2 separate regions of the Homo sapiens genome follow, and region 2 is linked to region 1. The links are chromatin loops, found by intact Hi-C in ENCODE. Cell type or tissue: ascending aorta. All regions are shown on one strand. Links, peaks and the distances in the headings refer to the core of each region. The heading gives the core; the rest is flanking DNA. Region 1 overlaps ITGA8 (integrin subunit alpha 8). Region 2 has its middle 63 kb from the start of FAM171A1.

What was found. Hi-C counts contacts between places; a loop is a spot of excess contacts. Peaks named below come from ENCODE experiments on the same cell type or tissue, not always from the same donor. Only the 100,000 strongest peaks of a DNase experiment are listed, where the experiment ranks them.
Region 2: a loop joins it to region 1, with 3.0 times the contacts of the local background. A loop is called at or near these places in 2 of 110 quality-filtered maps.

Annotation. Positions count from the first base shown.
Region 1 is chr10:15,527,023-15,537,416 of GRCh38, forward strand. It overlaps ITGA8 (integrin subunit alpha 8), which reads right to left. Exons shown (of 30, transcript NM_003638.3): 28 at 4,028-4,129. Among named protein-coding and RNA genes, the nearest start is that of FAM171A1, 160 kb to the left of the region's middle. In ascending aorta, for the core only: no CTCF peak of the experiment used is centred there; no DNase peak of the experiment used is centred there; H3K4me3 peaks cover 510 bases; H3K27ac peaks cover 6,559 bases.
Region 2 is chr10:15,429,345-15,439,738 of GRCh38, forward strand. No RefSeq gene overlaps it. Among named protein-coding and RNA genes, the nearest start is that of FAM171A1, 63 kb to the left of the region's middle. RefSeq lists an enhancer at 4,766-5,060. In ascending aorta, for the core only: a CTCF peak has its summit at 4,911 (motif pointing right); DNase peaks (open chromatin) are centred at 5,427 and 5,681; H3K4me3 peaks cover 1,290 bases; H3K27ac peaks cover 4,712 bases.

The DNA of each region.
Region 1 (10,394 bases), core at 1,533-9,532:
CGTCTCTATTTATGTATCACAAAATCTTGTGTAAACATACTTCAGTGGGGTCAGAAGAATGTTTTAAATAAACGTACCAAGACACCCTACCTACGGTGCCATTTAGAACAAAATAATAACATGAGGTGTACTAGCTGAGCCCACATTTTGACAACATTTAAACAGTTTCCTTATGAGACAAGCAGTTCCCATCATAAATTTCAACTCCAAATAATTGTTTAATATAAGAGTTCCATATTAAGGTATTAAGGTGCAGAAGTTTTGCTAACAATTCTGAAAACCAAATGGGTTCACAGTTTACATATGAGTTTTTAAATGAAGATTTTCATGAAATATTTTGTAATAACCACCTTTGGAATTACACAAGACACTCCCACTTTCTGCTAGATGTAAATTATAGAATTGAGTGTTACTTGTATGGCATGCAAAGGCGAAAGTTCCTTGGTGAGCCAAAAAAGTGTTCAAATAATTGAATTTCAGTTTCTTCTGTTGCACTGTAACGATTCAGTGTTCAGGCATATTTCTTCGAATCATGCAATCTTTCCCTTGTCTCCGGACATGACAAGCATCACAGGACATGAGGAATTTTATTTGTTACAAACACAGATACTATGCAAGCAGCAAACGGGAATTGTGATTCTCTTCCATAAGTAAAGCTAATACGGGCCTCAAGAGATGGCTGAATTATGACCGTGTTGAAAAGGGAGTACAAACAAACTAATCATCACACAAAAGGGTCTAGGAAAACAAGCAAATAGTAGTCTCATTATAGAAGAAGGAACAAAGAATGACTTTCCTCAGGGGCAGATTAGAGCTCTGATGCTTCTCCAACTACCATTTCCAATGGATTCTACCACCTTAAAGCAATTCCCTTTCGGCTGGGCTTTTTTTTTTTTTTTTTTTTTTTTTTTGAGACAGGTTCTTGCTCTGTTGCCCAGGCTGGAGTGCAGTGGCGTGATCTCGGCTCACTGCAACCTCCGCCTCTCAGGCTCAAGCAATCCTCCTGCCTCAGCCTCCTGAGTAGCTGGGACTACAGGCGAGCATCACCACGCCTTGCTAATTTTATGCTTTTTGTTGTTGTTGTTTGTTTGTTTGTAGAGGCAGAGTCTCACTATGTTGCCTAGGCTAATCTCAAACTCCTGAGCTGAAGCAATCTGCCTGCCTTGGCCTCCCAAAGTGCTGGGATTACAGGTGTGAGCCGCCCTCTTGGCCCTGCTGGGCTCCCTTCAAGAGAAGAATGGCAAAGCCTTTGAAAAGAGCTCACTATAAAAAAATGTCTGCCAGCTCCACTCAGAGTTCTTCTCTCACATCAAGCCACAGTAAGGCAGCATTTCCCTGTGTGCTGCATAGCTAACTTTGCACTGGCAAGGTCTTCTCCAGTTAGTCAGATATTGGGAGACTTGAAATTGTTTCCATTCCTGGATCTTTTCCCAATAACCTTCACATAACTGATGTGGTAAATCACCTACATCAGATAAAAAGTCTTTTTTTTTTTTTTTTTTGGCAATTCAATAACAGGGGTGGCAGGGCTGGGGAAAGCATGTATCGGATTATTTTGTGGATCTTTTGAGATGAGTTGAGAACAGCAGGCTGTCACCTGTGGCCAGTGCAGAAAGATGCAATCCTGTGGATGGAACCAACCGTAACATGTGTTTCTGCTAGGGAGCACGTGCTTGGAAAAAACAAAAGGGCCCAGATTTATTTCCCTTAGAGCTATAAGCCTTTGAACATTTTTAGATGAAACTTCTATATTAAAATCCCAAAGCCTCTGTTTTCTAGGTTGAACATAAATCCAAAACACAGAGGACATCACTGGAAAGAAAAAGAGGTGGTCTAAATGAAGAAAGATGTGGCTGTGCTTGCTTTAAATACCACCGAAGTTTACTGAAATATTTTAACTGTGCACATCTATCTTTCTTCTCCCTTCCTTCCTTCCTTTCCTTCCTTCTTTCTTTCCTTCTTTCTTTCCTTCCTTCTTCCCTTCCCCTTCCTTCCTCCCTGTCTCCCTCCCTTCCTTTCTCCTTCCTTCCTTCCTTTCTTCCTTTCTTCCTTTCTTCCTTTCTTTCTTCCCTTCTTCCTTCCTTTCTTGAGACGAGGTCTCGCCCAGGTTGAGTGCAGTGCATGCGATCATAGCTCACTGTAACCTTGAACTCCAGGGCTCAAGTGATCCTCCCACAACTGTGCAAATCTTAATTGTCACTTTCAATTTGCACTTACTGGACTTAGCCAGAGAAGGGGAGACATTTTGAGAGGCTACTCTCATTTATTGAGATTTGACACTAACTTGTTCCAGGTACAATGCTAGAGCTTTATACAGATAATCTTATTGATCTTGTTAACAATTCCATCAGGTGGATGTGGTGGACTGTCTCAGAGAGGTAAAGTGACTTCCCAAAGGTTTCCTAATTAGAGCAAGGCAGAGCCAGGATCAAACCCAGGTGACTCTATCTTGAAAACCTTGGATTTTCCTCTAGGCCACCTGCCTGTGCTAGAAGCTCTCAACCCTGGCTCCCCTGCAGAATTGTCTCTCATAAGACTTTTAAAGCACAGTGTCAGGGTCCCACCCCAGACCTACTGAATATTTGGGGAGAAGTCTTAGCATGTATGTATTTTTAAGTTGCATGAGTGATGATTCTGATGCATACTCAGGGTAGAGAAACACAAATCAAGTGGTTAATTTAGATCACTGAAAGTAGACCAGGCTAGAAAGATTCAGTGTTACAATTAAGTTTATGATCTAGGCTAGAAAGAGATGACAATATTATCAACTTATCTACCATCCAAAGCAGTGCTTCTCAAACTTGACCATGCCTAGGAATGCTCTGATGATTTTGATAAAATGCAGAGCCTGGCTCAGCAGATCTGGAGAGGTCTGTTTCTGTAGTTCTAAGAACCTCCCAGATGATGCTGATGCCATTGATCTGCAATCACATTTTGAGTAACAAGGTCTGGGGGACCAAGAGTTCAAGCTGTGGATGGGAAATATCCACTGGCTACCAAGGGATGAAGGTGGAATCCTAATATTGTTTTTTGGAGCACTATGCTTTTCAAAAGTCTCTGACCACCTTCACAAATAACTGAAAAGGCAGAGTTTTGGTGATGGTGCCTGCTGGTCTCATCATTCATTCCTTTATCCCCTTTGCATGGCCTTGCCAGGTTGCAGAGGATGATCAGAGTTGTTCTGTGATAGATGTTTGGGTGTCAGTAATGTTTAGTAGTTTCAGTTTTTAATAAAGACATTTCAGCTGGGCGCAGTGGCTTATGCCTGTAATCCCAGCACTTTCGGAGGCTGAGGCGGGCGGATCACAAGTTCAGGAGTTCGAGATCAGCCTGGCCAACATGGTGAAACCCTGTCTCTATGAAAAATACAAAAATTAGCTGGGCGTGGTGGCAGGCACCTGTAGTCCTAGCTACTCGGGAGGCTGAGGCAGAAGAATTGCTTGAACCTCGGAGGCAACGGTTGCAGTGAGCTGAGATCGTGCCCCTGCACTCCAACCTGGGCGACAGAGCGAGACTCTCAAAAAAAAAAAAAAAAAAAAAAGACATTTCATTCAGTTGAAGCTCAGAGTAGACTTTTTTATTCCCTTCTAGGTCAAAATGAAGGTTCTTTGCATAGCAAGAAAAAATGACTGTCCAAAGCCATGCGGCTGCTCCGTAGCCTACTATCCCTAAGAAAGAATTTCTTCCCTTCTTACTTGACTAACCATGCTGTTTAAAATGAAAGAATCAGTACGATTTCATTGTAATGATAACTGCTATCTGAATTCCTCTGAATAAAATGTCTTCATTTAAAAATGGTATTAGTCCTGCCCTGTAATTTTCTGGGGTAGACATTTATATTGAAAGTTCAAAAACCAGATCAAAAGGCACTAGGAAATTACCAGACCAATGTAAGAAATTGGTGAGCTGAAGAGGAAAATTTTTCTCAAGTCAATGTAAACACTAAAGCCTAGCACAAGCTAGACAGTGATTAAAACAATTATTTCAATTAAATTATTTGTGCCTATATATATTTAAAGATACTCACTACTATGCTTCCTTCTGGGAGTTTTGCTGGCTGATCTGTATAAGGCATCTTCTTAACTTCAAAGGACACCAGGGATGCAAGAGCATAGGGATCATTTTTTCTCTGAAAGTAAAAGTATTTATTTAAATATATTTCATATAAAGTTTTTAAGAGTTATACTGGCAGCCACCTAATTATTTTTGGTGTTTTGCATTTCAAGGCAAAATTTCCTCCTTCCTTTTTAATTTTCTCTCTTTTAACTTTTTTTTCCTCCCACCCAAGCATTCATCCATCCACCCACACATCCATGCATCCATGCATCCATCCATCTAAGCGTCGAAGCGTGAATCCATCTATCCAAGCATCCATCTATCCAAGCATCCATCTATCCATCCATTTATCTTCTTCCTATTTCTAAGGAGAATTTATCTCATTAATAAAAGACTGTGTATAATAAGGTTAAAATAAAAACAGAAAATCAGAGTCCTAAAAAGGAGCAAGCAAAGAATTTATATAGTTACTGCTAGTGAAGGACAAAGGAGAAACATAATGGGTGACAAAATTCTTATCAGATGGACGGAAATATTTTAGGAGAGAAACTGGCAGTAAGTTATAAAGAAATGTATTGGCTGGGCGCAGTGGCTCATGCCTGTAATCCCAGCACTTTGGGAGGCCGAGGCCGGTGGATCCCCTGAGGTCAGGAGTTTGAGACCATCCTGGCCAACATGGTGAAACCCTGTCTCTACTAAAAACCAGAAAAAAAAAAAATAGCTTGGCATAGTGGCAAGCGCCTGTAATCCCAGCTATTCAGGAGGATGAGGCAGCAGAATCGCTTGAACCTGGGGGGCGCAGGTTGCAGTGAGCTGAGAGCACGCCACTGCGCTCCGACCTGGGCAACAGGATCAAAACTCTGTCTCAAAAAGAAAAAAAAATCGTAGTATATTTCACAGATTACACAAGACTCACAACAGGGTTTCTTGGCCTAAGCACTGTCAGCATTCTGAGTTAGGGTGGGGGTGGGGGGGCCTGTCCTCTGCATTGTAGGATGTTTGGCCAGCATCCCTGGCCCCTGGCTAGATGCTAATAGCACCCTCCCTCAGTTGTGACAATCAAAGATGCCGGCCGGGCGTGGTGGAATCCCAGCACTTTCGGAGGCCAAGGTGGGCAGATCACCAGGTTAGGAGTTCAAGACCAGCCTGACCAGGATGGTGAAACCCTGTCTCTACTAAAAATACAAAAAATTAGCTGGGCATGGTGGCGGGTCCCTATAATCCCAGCTACTCAGGAGGCTGAGGCGGGAGAGTTGCTTGAACCTGGGAGGCGGAGGTTGCAGTGAGCCGAGATCGTGCCACTGCCCTCCAGCCTGCGCAACCGAGTGAGACTCCCTCTCAAAAAAAAAAAAAAAAAAAAAAAAAAAAGCCTCTAGTTACAGCCAGTTGTCCCCAGGGGAACAAAATCACCCCAGTTAAGAACCACTGACCTAGAGCCAAACAGTGTTTTTAACAGAGCTTCTCAGTGAAAGCTCTGTTTGTTTAATAGGGTCTCATATTAACTGTTGATAAAAGTCAATGTTAAAATATTTAAGAGTGACTCAGGAAGGCTGCTTGGAGAACTGAAGCTTCTGTGGCTCTCTTTTGTTGGATACAATGGTTCGATCTACCCAGTGCTGGGTCCTAACTGGCTCATCATGGCTCTTGAGACCCAAGTGTTAATCATTTCAAGACTTTTGGGTGCCGGTTGTTAAACAGAGCCATTATTACAACTTAAATTATATAAATGTAAACTTAAGTAAATTATATTTCTAAAAAAAAGGTAATAAATACTCAAAACCTCATGCTTGCTATTTTATTACATTTGACTATTATCTGTGCTCAGGATGTGATTTATGTCTACTGTATCTGTAAGAGGAAACACTACATAATGGTGTGGGACCTGGCATCTCTTCCCAGCTCTGTATTCCGTGACGATCATGGTGGTGGCTTGAAATCAGTGGCAAATGTTACGGATCGGGGCTCTTTTTCCTTCCCAGAAAGTAGTTAGTAAAAATCTACCAGTACATCACTGTCTATAATCCAATGTTGGGCCTCATGAGTCCAATAATTTTCCTTAAATATTTTTTACAAAGTTCTTTTTCCCCTGTGGCAGAATTTTTTTCTCCATTAGATAAACGCTTTTTTCCTCTACATGGTAAGGGCAGGACATAGTATGTAACTTTTATATACTTAAAGTTACAATATCTTTGAATGTTTCTTTCTACTCCTACCCTCCAGAATAAACAACTCTACTCATTTGGGAAAATTCCTTTTTGGATGTTATTCTAATGATCTCTTCTCTCTTAGCATTTCCATTTTAACTAAAAGTCGGAGTTTTGTTTGTTTGAGAAGGGTTTTTATACAATTCGGAAACTTTTGCTCATAAAATCATGTGTGTACCTGGTGATTTCAATCTAATTTCCTTGCTATCCTCACTGATAGAAACAAGAGAAACTCTAGTAATGAGATCTTGTGGGTAAGGATTATAATTATATTCTCAAATGCGTTTCCATGCTCCCAAACCTCCAATGAAGAAGTTTTCTTTTATCTCCAAGTTCAATAAAAAATTGATAGAAAATATTACTGTTCTTGAAGTCATGTCTTTGATAAATAGTTTGAAAACTGCATCTCTGCATCAAAATCTTTCTAGATGGAACGCTTTTCTCTTACAGATTCTGCATTTATAAATGCGAAAGTTTCCTAATGCATCATAGACAGCATTTGAACTCTAGGATGTAGAATGTGGATTAATATGTTTCTCTAAGGGAACTTTCTTTCACTTCCTTCCTTTGCCCTTCCTGCTGTTGGCTGCAGTTTGATTTCTCATATTTTCCATTCATCACATCACCAATCTTTTTTTTTTTGAGACAGAGTCTCATTCTGTTGCCCAGGCTAGAGTGCAATGGTGTGATCTCGGCTCACTGCAACCTCCACCTCCCGGGTTCAAGTGATTCTCCTGCCTCAGCCTCCCAAGTAGCTGGGACTACAGGCAAGTACCACCATGCTTGGCTAATTTTTGTATTTTTTTTAGTAGAGTCAGGGTATCTCCATGTTGGCCAGGCTGGTCTTGAACTCCTGACCTCAAGTGATCCTCCTGCCTCAGCCTCCCAAAGTGCTGGCATCACAGGCGTGTGCCACCATGCCCAGCCTCATCACCAATCTTGACTGCCGTTTCTGGTGGTTGCTGAACTTCAGACATATCTGAGATCAGTCTCAGAGATTCTGATTCAGTGAGACTGAGATGAGACTGTATCTGACATATTTTTTGGAAGGTTCACATTGTTGTTTAATTTTTAATTTTTCTCTATTACTTTTCTCCCCAACTATATGATACAAAGATGCAAGGCATATTCCTTGGAATATAATGTCTATATCTTCTACAGAACCTAGAACAATGTGCACAGGAGAGCTTGCTTAATCAATACTGGATCTCTGACCACATGAATGAAGGGTGAATGAACACATCTAATGCTTTGGTCATTTGACGACCCTCCCACTCCATGTACCATCCATTTGATGGCAATTATGAAAGATCTTTCCATTATTGAATTGGACACCCTTTCCTTTCTCCCTTTAATTAGAGTAAGCAATTCAGGAAGTTGTAAAAGGTGATAGTGATATAAGATGAGGGCTACAGTTCCTTTGAAGGGGATATTGATAAGCTCTCACCTCCTCAATCTAATTGGTGTGTGCCTGGACGTAGCCTGGGGTGCTAGCAAATAATAGTGAGAGGTGACAGCATGCTGGCAGCCCTCACAGCCCTGGCTCGCTCTCGGCGCCTCCTCTGCCTGGGCTCCAACTTTGGCGGCACTTGAGGAGCCCTTCAGCCCGCGGCTGCACTGTGGGAGCCCCTTCCTGGGCTGGCCGAGGCCGGAGCCGGCTCCCTCAGCTTGCCGGGAGGTGTGGAGGGAGAGGCACGGGGGGAGAGGCGCAGGCGGGAACCTGGGCTGCGTGCGGTGCTTGCGGGCCAGTGTGAGTTCCGCGGGTGAGTGTGGGCTATGAGGGGCTTAGCACCCGGGCCAGCGGCTGCGGTAGGTGTGCTGGGTCCCCCAGCAGTGCCGGCCCACCGGTGCTGTGCTGGATTTCTCCCTGGGCCTTAGCTGCCTCCCCCAGGGGCAGGGCTCGGGACCTGCAGCCCGCCATGCCTGAGCCTCCCCCCACCCTCCGTGGGCTCCTGTGCAGCCCGAGCCTCCCTGACGCGCACCGCCCCCTGCTCCACGGTACCCAGTCCCATCAACCACCCAAGGGCTGAGGAGTGTGGGCACAGGGCACGGGACTGGCAGGCAGCTCCACCTGCGGCGCCGGTGCGGGATCCACTAGGCGAAGCCAGCTGGGCTCCTGACTGGTAGGGACTTGGAGAACCTTTATGTCTAGCTAGGGGATTGTAAATACACCAATCGGCACTGTGTATGTAGCTCAAGGTTTGTAAACACACCAATCAGCACCCTGTGTCTAGCTCAGGGTTTGTGAATGCACCAATCCACACTCTGTATCTAGCTTCTCTGGTGGGGACTTGGAGAACCTTTATGTCCACACTCTGTATCTAGCTAATCTAGTGGAGACGTGGAGAACCTTTGTGACTAGCTCAGGGATTGTAAACGCACCAATCAGCACCCTGTCAAAACAGACCACTGGGCTCTCTGTAAAATGGACCAATCAGCAGGATGTGGGTGGGGCCAGATAAGAGAATAAAAGCAGGCTGCCTGGGACAGCAGTGGCAACCTGCTGGGGTCCCCTTCCACACTGTGGCAGGTTTGTTCTTTTGCTGTTTGCAATAAATCTTGCTGCTGCTCCCTCTTTGGGTCCACGCTGCCTTTATGAGCTGTAACACTCACCTCGAAGGTCTGCAGCTTCACTCCTGAAGCCAACCAGACCACAAACCCACCGGGAGGAACGAATAACTCCGCGCTGCCTTAAGAGCTGTTAACATTCACCGAGAAGGTCCGCAGCTTCACTCCTGAGCCAGCGAGACCACGAACCCACCAGAAGGAAGAAACTCTGAACACATCCGAACATCAGAAGGAACAAACTCTGGACACGCTGCCTTTAAGAACTGTAACACTCATCGCGAGGGTCTGCGGCTTCGTTCTTGAAGTCGGTGAGACCAAGAACCCACCAATTCCGGGCACAGTAAGATAAGCAAACAGCCTGTAACACCACCTCTCCTAGATCAATCTGTTTTTTGTTTTGAACGCATTCTTCAAAAGTAAGGTTTCTTCCACCCTTGTTGGAAGGAAAAAAAAATGCATCTTCACTTTTAAAGAATGCTCTGGAGCTCCAAGGAATGGAAAACGTGGTTTATTAGACTGATCAGCAGAGTCAGCATCAAAGATACCCAAGTTCTGCGTTGTAGATCAGAGGCATGGCACAGGTGAGTATTTAATAACTCATGGAAAGCAATTACGGGCAGAGGTGTAATAGTGATTCCACATCCAAAGTTAAATGCTTCCAGTTGTGCTCTTTATGTAACAATAGTATTATTCTTATGTTCAATATAACCTCTCTCCCATATAGCAATCTACTCATGTAATAGCAATCACTGCCACATTGTAGGCAATTTAGGATTGAAAACCCAGCTGGGGTTAATATCCCTTGGCAACAATGAGGACCTTCGTCTTGCCCCAGCTGGCTATTAATCCCCAGAAAATGCCTTGCTCGTCTGTCATTACCGCATCATTTAAACCATGGTTTGTAGCTCACTGGCTGTCTCTATCATGCACTTTTGCACAATGATTTGCTTATAGGCATGGTACCAATAAAAGTGAGTTGGTAACAAACGGAGGAGTTAGCGACCTAGTGTGTCAGGCAATGACACAAGCTCTCCCACTCCCAACTTCCAGCTGCTTAATTCCTTCCCAATAATTATTTTAAAGCACATATCCATTTTATGTAGCCCGTTTTGAAATATTCAATATTTACCAGAAACCAAGCCTTTTGAGGTGACAAAACCTAAGGAATTAGTGGCAAAACTTTCACCTGTAAAGGAAATTTCTATTTCAAGCAACAATCACAGAATAGGGGACCATTTAGGATTAACCTACATACAATCTGTTTCTGACCAGTTTGCATGTTCGTTACATGGACAGAAACCAACATAACGCAACAAGTCATATCCACCAAGAATTGTAAACTTTCTAGCCTGGATTAGGAGGGCAGAAAACGTTTCCCTCTTCCTGGTTTGTATGACAAAACTGTTAATAGGCCCCAATGTACAGTGTATTCTTAGATTATAATAACGCATTCCTCTTTAGGATTTGGCACCTGACACTGAAATAAGCAGAAACTGTGGCAGTGCAGAAATTTGGGCTAAGGATGTGGGTGAGCACACAGCGAATTGTACCCGTCTTTCCCATATC
Region 2 (10,394 bases), core at 1-8,000, 99 kb before region 1:
TGGGCGACAGAGCGAGACTCCGTCTCAAAAAAAAAAAAAAAAAAAAAAAAAAAATAACATTTATAGTCCTTGCAGACAGTTTATCATCACGTTGCCTCATTAAATGTAGTTTGCGTTATTTTTATTGTTGTTTTTGTTTGTTTGTTTTTGAGATAGGGTCTCCCTCTGTCACCCAGGCTGGAATGCAGTGGTGCAATGTTGACTAACTGCAATCTCCGCCTCCCGAGTTCAAGCGATTCTCCCACCTCAGCCTCCTGAGTAGCTGGGATTACAGGTGCCTGCTACCATGCCCACAGCCCGGCTATTTTTTGTATTTTTAGTAGAGATGGGGTTTCACCATATTGGCCAGGCTGGTGTCGAACTCCTGACCTCAGTTGATCCACCTGCCTCAGCCTCCCAAAGTGCTGGGATTACAGGTGTGAGCCACCGCCCCTGGCCTGTAGCTTGTTTTCTTTCTTTCTTTCTTTCTTTCTTTCTTTCTTTCTTTCTTTCTTTCTTTCTTTCTTTCTTTCTTTCTTTCTCTCTCTCTCTCTCTCTCTCTCTTTCTTTCTTTCTTTCTTTCTTTTCTTTCCTTTCTTTCTTTTCTTTCTTTCTTTTTGAGGCAGAGTCTCGCTCTGTTGCCCAGGCTGGAGTGCAGTGGCGCCATCTCGGCTCACTGCAAGCTCCGCCTCCCGGGTTGGCGCCATTCTCCAGCCTCAGCCTCCCGAGTAGCTGGGACTACAGGCACCTGCCACCACACCCGGCTAATTTTTTGTATTTTTATTAGAGACGGGGTTTCACTGTGTTAGCCAGGATGTTCTCGATCTCCTGACCTCGTGATCCACCCACCTTGGCCTCCCAAAGTGCTGGGATTACAGGCGTGAGCCACCGCACCCGGCCGCTTGTGTTATTTCTTATAGGAATCAATTATTTTAAAATATTAGAAGGCAATAGACTGGAAGCTTAAAAAGCCATTTGATGGTAATTCAGCCTCTTAGAGCTTCAGTCTTCTAAAACCCTGTAAGTCGGGGCCAGGCGCGGTGGCTCACGCCTGTACTTCCAACAATTTGGGAGGTCCAGGAAGGTGGATCACTTGAGGTCAGGAGTTTGAGATCAGCCTGGCCAACATGGTAAAACCCCTTCTCTGCTAAAAATACAAAAATTAGCCAGGGGTGGTGGTGCACACCTGTAATCCCAGCTACTCGAGAGGCTGAAGCAGGAGAATTGCTTGAACTCAGGAGGTGGAGTTTGCAGTGAGTCAAGATCGTGCCACTGCACTCCAGTCTGGCTGACACAGTGAGACTCTGTTTCAGTAAATACATAAGTAATAAATAAATAAGACTTAGAAGTGGAATGGCAGCATTACGCATTCACATATTCTACTTCAAAATGCCAAATAGCTCTTTGAAGTAGTGGCAACAACCTCTACTCCTACTCCTACCTGTGGTGTTTGAGAGCTCCAGGTGTTCATCATCCTCCCCAAACCCCTGCTTTTAAACACTTTGATATTGAAAATTTTGAATATATACAAAAATAGGGAGATTAATGAACCTTTAAGGTCCTGTCATTCGATTTTAATAGTTACTAATTCACAGCCAGTCTTGAATCATATATACCGATCACACTCCTGCAGGTTATTTGAAGCAAATTTCAGTTCCAGGATAACACTCTGAAAGATAAGAACTCTTCATTTTTTATTTTTATTTTTTGAGACAAGGTTTCACTCTGTCACCCAGGCTGCTGTGCAGTGGTGTGATCACACCTCACTGCAACCTCAACCTCTCAGGCTCCAGCGATCCTCCCACTTCAGCCTCCTGAGTAGTTGGGGCTATAGGCACGTGCCACCATACCCAGCTAATTTTTAAAATTTTTGTAGAGATAGGGTCTCACTACGTTGCTCAGGTTGGTCTGAAACTCCTGAGCTCAAATGATCCTCCCTCACCCTCCCAAAAGTGGTGGGATTATAGGCATGAGCTACTGCACCCAGCGAGGACTCCTTATTTTAAACATAACCAAAACACCATGATTACACTGAAAAAATAATCATCAATCTTTCCTTGTTGAAATAAAATAACCAGCCACGGTTCAAATTTCACAACTGTCTCATAACATTTTATGGTTGGCTTGACTCACATCCAAAATAAGATCCATAAATCACAATTGTTGATATGTTTCTTCAATATATTTCAATTGGTGGGTTCCCTCCCCATCTCTCTTTTTTTTTGGTTGGTATTTATTTATTGAAAAATAAAAACAGGATTGTTTGTTCTATAGAGCGGAGGTCCCAAACCCCAGGCCACAGACTGGTACTAGTCCATGGCCTGTTAAGAACTGGGCTGGCACAGCAGGAGGTGAGTGGCGGGGGAGTGAGCAAAGCCTCCTCTGTATTTACAGCTGCTCCCCATTGCTCACATTACTGCCTGAACTCTGCCTCCTGTCAGATCAGTGTGGCATTAGATCTAATAGGAGCGGGAACCCTGTTGTCAACTGTGTGTGTGATGCATCTACGTTGCGTGCTCCTTATGAGAATCTAATGCTTGATGATCTGTCACTGTCTCCCGTCACCCCAAAATGGGACCATCTAGTTGTAGGAAAACAAGCTCAGGGCTCCCATTGATTCTACATTATGGTGAGTTTTATAATTATTTCACCATCACCTGAGGTCAGGAGTTCAAGACCAGCCTGGCCAATATAGTGAAACCCCATCTCTACTAAAAATACAAAAATTAGCCTGGCGTTCTGGTGCGGGCCTGTAATCCCAGCTACTCGGGAGGCTGAGGCAGGAGAATTGCTTGAACCAGAAGGCGGAGGTTGCAGTGAACCGAGATGACACCACTGCCCTCCAGCCTGGGCGACAGAGCGAGACTCCGTCTCAAAAAAAGAAAAAAAAAATTATTATACATTACAGTGTAATAATAGAAATAAAGGGCACAATAAATGTAATGCACTTGACTCGTCCCAAAACCATTCCTCCCAGCCCCGCTCCAACCGCCCACCGGTCTGTGGAAAAATTATCTTCCATGAAACTGGTCTCTGGTGCCAAAAAGGTTGGGGACCGCTGCTGCAGAGGTTCTCACAGCATGGATCTTAGTGAGTACATGGTGTGGAACATGCTCCTCTCTCTCTGTGTGTTCTGAAAACTGGTGTCAGAGTTCGATCAGATTTATGTTCAGTTTTTTTTTGATCCCATAGTTTGCAAAGTGCTCTTGTACCTCCTTTCAGAACGTGTTTCCAGGCAAGGAATTTGGAATTCCCTGCAAGGACAAAGGTCATGTTTTCAAACAATGAGAGGCAACATTCCCAGTTATACATATACATGTTCTAGGTAATTTTTCACTTCTTTCTTTTCCTACATTTGATGACAATCTTGGGAAGTGGGGGGAGTTGTCAGATTGAAACATTTACAGCATCAAAATAATAATTTCTAAGCCAAAGCCAACTTCCCGTGCACTCTGGATCCTGCTCCTTCTCCAATGGTAATCTAATTTTACCTTTGATTCCATCCAGTATATACGGGATTGGAGTCCAGGAAACTGAAAAATTATCTTTTGTATTATCTTTTATCGTTCTCTTTAATTAATAAAAAATAAACCAGACATCCTTCCAAGTTTCCAGGCTATTTGGCTGGGTTAAGAGAAGGCAGAATAAATACAGTGAAAGCTAGTTGCTCAAAAAAACAAGAAACAAAACTCAAACCCAGAAAGAAGTTATATAGTATTTTCTCACTCCATTCTTGGTTAAAATTCAGTCTCAGCGAACAATTTGTTACAAAAAAAATTGAAGTCTGTAATATTGTTGAAGTTTATCTCATTTTTTTCTTTAAATTTATCTATCTCCCTTTTTTCTTTAAATTTCTCCCTTAAATTCTGGATTGAGAATTGACAATTGATTTGAGAAATGGAAGAAACATAAAGGAGAAAAGGGAGCCTTCTGGTTTAATGTGACGTAAAGTTCATAAAGCTGGAATGAAACTGTGCTTTTCATGCTTGGTTTAGGTGCCTAAGACATTTCAAATGATGGCTACAAATATACATAGAATAGGGGGAAATTTCTCTATTCTTTCCTAAGCCTTGGGTTGGTTTCTGGGGAATATTAACACACACAGACTACAGACTCCCTTTACAAAGCTGGGCATTTTCACACATGCAAATACAGTTTTGGGGGCTGGTGAGCATTATTTGAGTGGTTGCTTGGTATCGTTTTTTAAAAAAATAATCATTTTCAATTATCTTTATTTATCTGTTTTAATTTTTTAGAGACAGGGCCTTCCTCTGTCTCCCAGGCCAGAGTCCAGTGGTGCAATCATAGTTCACCACAGCCTCCAACTCCTGGACTCAAGTGATCCTCCTGCCTCAGCCTCCCGAGTAGCTGGGAATACAGGCATGCACCAAGCCAGGCTCTTCTTGTTTAAATTCAGTTCAGTGAAATATTTTTAAAAAACAGAATCTAAATATTTAATAGCAAATAATGGGATAACATTTATTAAAATTGTTTTTAACTTTGAGACCAATAAGCATATACACAAACATATAAAGAAAGTATTTTGCAGGATGGATGGCAATATTAACTTTCTTTATGACTCATTGTTGAGCTTTCCAAAGTTATGTTAGCTAAATTATTGAAGGGTTTCATTGATAGAAATTATGAAACCATCCTTGAATACAGACAGTTCACTAGCAGGCAAGCAATCTATATTTCACACAGCTGGAAGATGTGAGGAGATAAGGAGTAAAGGCTGTGGTGTGTTTATCACCGCTGATCAGCACACAGACTTCAGATATAAGAATGTGTTAAAACAATTTTTCCCCCAGGTTTTTCAATTATATGCTTTAAGACTGACATTATCAGCGGGATCACCTTTTAGAATGGAGATGAGCAACTTAACACATACAATACTATTAATAATTCTTCAGTTTTGTCCGTCAGCCACCAGAGGGCAGTATTTTCTCTCTTTCTCTTTCTCCCTCTCCCTCCCCCGTCTTTCTTTCTCTCCGTCTCTCTTCTTTTTCTCTCCATTTCCTTCCTTCCCCCCCTTCTCTTTCTCTCTCTCTCTCTCTCTTCTCTCTCTCCATTTCCCTCCTTTCTTCCCTCCCTCTCTGCGTCTCTTTCTCTTCTTTCTCTTCCTCCATTTCCCTTTCTATCGCGCACGCTTTCTCTCTCTACCTATTTCTCCCTCTTTCCCTGTCTCTCTCCCCCATCCTTCTCTCCTCCATACATCGCTTTCACTCCTCATCTCTCTCTCTCTCTCTGTCTCTCTCTCTCTCACACACACACACACACACACACACACACACACACACACACTGCATACTTCATGGAGATAACTTATCCCATGGGGGACTGACCTAGTTCTGCCTGCTCCCAGCGCCCCTCCCTCACTTTCTTGCACCATGTGCTCTGGTCCGGGCTGTCCTCAGAGCATTCACTCTGGTCTCCTGGATTCTAATCTTCCAGGGTGCTGCCAGGAGTGGTATTTTGACCACATATCTTTCCTGTTTAAGATCCTTCAAGGACAGCGTCTCTCTGGGATTCAGGGACATTTGGACACGTCTCTGTCTTAGCCACTTACCCCATGGAACTGTCATGATTGATTTATGTGCCCATCTTCCACACTGGCATAGGAACTCCTCTAGGATGGAGACCTGGCAGCAGATATTGTTTTTGGTAGCCTCAATTCCTAGCAGGATGCCAGACACATAGCACGCTGTGGCCTCAGTGATTAACCAGTCATAGCTGAGGAACTCTATATACTGACACTGTTGCATTTTGTCAAATATGTATGCGTTGACTCGCCCTCTCTGCCAGCCTCCGATTCACACCAGAGGAAGCTAAGGAGGGGTTTGAATCCTTGCATCAACCGGGGCTTCCCCTTGTTATATCCATTTAAAGAGGGCTCGAGGGTTAACCATTGCTTTAAACATACATTTATAGATTTTAAAAATTAGGCCAAATGTGGTGGTTCACACCTGTGATGCCAGCACCTTGGGAGGCCAAGGTGAGAGGATCACTTGATGCCAGGAGTTTGAGACCAGCCTGAGCAAAATAGTGAGACCCCCATCTCTAATAAAAACTTAAAAATTAGCTGAGCATGGTGGTGCATACCTGTAGTCCCAGCTACTCAGGAGGCTGAAGTGGGAGGATCACTTGAGCTCAGGAGATCAAGGCTGCAGTGAGCTAAGATCTTGCCACTGCATCCCAGCCTGAGCAACAGAGCAAGACTTTGTCTTTAAAAAAAAGAATAAAAAATAAAAATATATAATTAATAAAATATAAACATAAATAAAAATGGACCACCTTAGCAGAGATTAGTTGACAGCTGAGAGCAGGAAGGAGATCTGGGCTAGAGACTGGGAAGGTTGGGGTGTGCCTGGGAGAGGCTGGGGCTGGGGGCAGGAGGACAAAGTATCCCAAACAAGGTTTCCAGCGAAATCTTTAACGTTCACCAACAAGGCAGTGCTGGACTTGGTTTCACCACTAGCAGCCTCTCCTTCTCCATTTTTGTAACATGTGCTCTGTTTTACTTTGAGCAAGAAAATTAAGATATATGGTTTGGCTTTAAAAGGCATAGTTCTGGGGCTGGGCATGGTGGCTCACACCTGTAATCCCAGCACTTTGGGAGGCCAAGGCGGGTGGATCACGAGGTCAGAAGTTCGAGACCAGCCTGACCAACACGGTGAAACTCCATCTCTACAAAAATACAAAAATTAGCGGGGCATGATGGCACCCAGCTACTCAGGAGGCTGAGGCGGGAGAATCGCTTGAACCTGGGAGGTGGAGGTTGCAGTGAGCAGAGATCATGCCATTGCACTCCAACCTGGGCGGCCAAGCGAGACTCCGTCTCAAACACACACACACACACACACACACACACACAAAAAAAAAAAAAAAAAAAAAAAAAAAAAAACAAAACCAAAAGGCATAGTTCTTTTTTACCTGGCAACACACGCACATGGTAAACAGAAGTCCAAACAGTACAAAGGGGGTAGAATAAAAGTTGTTTTAAAAATGGCAAGCGAGGCTGGGTGCAGTGGCACGCCTATAATCCCAGCACTTTGGGAGGCCGAGGTAGGTGGATCACCTGAGGTCAGGAGTTCGAGACCAGTCTGGCCAACATGGCGAAACCTTGTCTCTACTAAAAATACAAAAATTATCTCGGCGTTGTGGCACACACGTGTACGCACAGCTGCTTGGGAGGATCACTTAAACCCAGGGGGTGGAGGTTGCAGTGAGCCGAGATCTCACCACTGCACTCCAGCCTGGGCAACAGAGTAAGACTCCATCTCAAATTAAAAAATAAAAAGGGCAGGCAAAATATCTCTTGCTTTAATTTGTCTATTTCATCTTGCTTAGTTTTTCTTTTTCTTTATTTTAAATGCCTTCCCAAAGCTTGAAACAATTTTGTTTCCAAAAGATTGGTCTACAGCCATAAGAGTTTCTAAAACATTACTGATGAGCGTTTTAAGGATGTCTTATCTAAAATGTGGTTATGCAGTCATTTGTATTTATACATCTCCTTCTCAAGTCTGGGTAAACAAAACTCATCAGAGCACTTACCAAAGTCAGTGGAGAGCAGCTGGTATAGGGTGCGCGTCAGGAATGAGTAAGGCAGGTGAATCAGATGTCTACCATTCGCACCAATTGCTGCAAAATCAAAGACAGATCAAAGCCCTCAGAATGGTTGGTCCGAGCTTGCAAACTTTTCCTTTTCACATCTTGCTGGCAAGTGCTATTCAGGGTGAAAAAGATCTGGGAGAGAACAAAAATGATTATTCTGTTTTGTCTAGATGTGGAAATTCTGCCCTAGACTCCTTTGAGTTTAGAAGAAAAGGTGAAAGTTATTGCTAGATCTAAATAAGTCCCAGTTGGGAAAGATCTCAAGACAAAAAATTTTCATGGCATGTTGATACTTCAAAGATGTAATGTGAGGAGGCTTTTATATTTTGGATTTGAATGAGTATGGTCTCTTCATATTTACTCCATTTTAAGGATATACATTCTTAAAGGGTGTTGACAATGTAAACATTTCTTAATGTGGTCTCAATTGCATTATTTAAAAAGCTGTTGAAATGGAAAAAGGAGTCCAGACTGGAGACACGTCGAAGATCTAGAGAAAAATCCAGTGTTCAAAGGCGTGTGATAAAATGAATGGGAAGGAAATATTTGGAGACAAAAACCAAAGAACCTAACGGAGAAGAGGATTTTTATGGCCATCTGAAGCTCCTACAGCATGTTAATCTGAACAGTTATGGTCCAAGATGAAAGTGTTTAGTACACTGTTCAGTAAATATTATTGTTGGTGATGAAAAGTTTATTATGGAGAAAAAGGGAATTTTGTGGATGAAGACAAAGAAAATTGTGAGGCAACATGTCCAGAGATCTTGAAGGGCTGCGAAAAATTTTTGAAATGTAGATAAAGAGTAAACTATTTTCTCCAAGTATACAATAAGAATTTGGAGTGATATAAAATAATTTATATTATATAATTTATATAATTATATGTAATATATAATTTATATAATTATATGTAATATATAATTATAATTATATAATGACAAACAATTTAGTTAACTTTTGCCTAAAACATTCCAAACAGAAATAACAATTTATACTAATTAAAAATTTACTGACATAAACTGTTCAGTGATTCACATAAACCTGGTAAAGATATGTGTTATTAATAATTATTCAGGCTGGATATGGTTGCTCACGCCTGTAATCCCAGCACTTTGGGAGGCCGAGGCAGGAGGATCAGGAGGTCAAGAGATCGAGACCATCTTGGCCAACATGGTAAAACCCCGTCTCTACTAAAAATGCAAAAATTGGCTGGGCGTGGTGGTGCGTGCCTGTCATCCCAGCTACTCGGGAGGCTGAGGCAGGAGAATCACTTGACCTCAGGAAGCAGAGGTTGCAGTGAGCCGAGATGATGCCACTGCACTCCAGCCTGGAAACAGAGTGAGACTCCATCCAAAAAAAGAAAAATAATAATAATAATAATTATTATCATTCAGACTTGGGCTGAGGTGGGAGGATCACTTGAGCCCAGGAGTTTGAGACCTGCCTGGGCAACACAGAGACCCCTGTCTCTACAACATAAAAATAATAAAGTCATCTGGACATGGTGGTGTGCACCTGTAGTTCTAGCTACCATGGAGGCTGAGGCAGGAGGATCACCTGAGCCCAGGAGTTTGAGGCTGCAGTTAGCTATGATTCTGACTGCACTGAAGCCTGGGTGATAGAACAAAACCCTGTCTCTAAAATAATATTAATGACAATTATTATTATTCAGACTTGGTACTGAATATTTACCATGTCTTCTGAATGCTCACATGTCTCACATGTTGAGTATTCTTGAAGAATACTTCAGCTGGGCATGGAGGCTCACACCTGTAATCCCAGCACTTTGGGAGGCCACAGTGGGAGGATCACTTGAAGCCAGGAGTTCAAGACCAGCTTGGGCAAACTAGCAAGACCCCATCTCTATGAAGGAAATTTAAAAATTAGCCAGGTATGGTGGTGTGCACCTGCAGTCCCAGATACTCAGGAGGCTGAGGCAGGAGGATCACTTGAGCCCAGGAATTTGAGACCAACCTGGGCAAAATAGCGAGAGCTGATCTCCATAAAAAGAATTTAAAAATTAGCCAGGCATGGTGGTATGTGCCTATCAGCTAGGCAGGAGGCTGAGATGGGAGGATCGCATGAACTCAGGAGTTTGGGGGTGCAGTGAGCTATGATCGCACCACTGCACTCTAGCCTGGGTGACACAGCAAGACCCTGTCTCATACACACACACAAAAGCCTCTCAAAGTTGGTTTCTTCCATGGGTATTCTTTTCTTCTAGGTAGCATCCTTGTGTTCCAATATTTACATGAAGATGATGCCTTGCTGTTTTTCCATTTTAGTTGAGCAAAATTTGTGGTAGGGGAGTCCAGAATGAGAAAAACAATGACAATTTCAAAAGCAGACCTCCCTTATTTTAGAACTTTGCCCTGGATTTCATTTTATGGCCAAAGTCCAGCTGGCCAACCTCTCTTACCCTGCACTGCCTTCTGTGATTTTGTTTGGGATGAAGGATCAGAGGAGACAGTTGACAGAGAGCTGACTTTGAGGCCAGCAGCAGGGCAAGCTGGGAGAGAGAGCTCCCCTTCCCTTCACCACGGGAAATGCAGGCAAAGCCCACACCGGTTTGTTTTTTTTCTCACTGATGGCAGAGGAATTCCTATCCCTTGGGGTTTACACTCATTTTGTGTGCTCTCCAAATCTCCCCACTTATCTTTAGACAGACTCCCAACAACCCTCTGGACACAACTCCAAAGGAAAGAGTTCGCGGGCCCACGTCGTGCTGGGGAATGACGCAGCTCACTTTTTCACAGGACGGAAATCTGGGAAGTGTTTAGTCAGTTTCACGGTGACAGGCA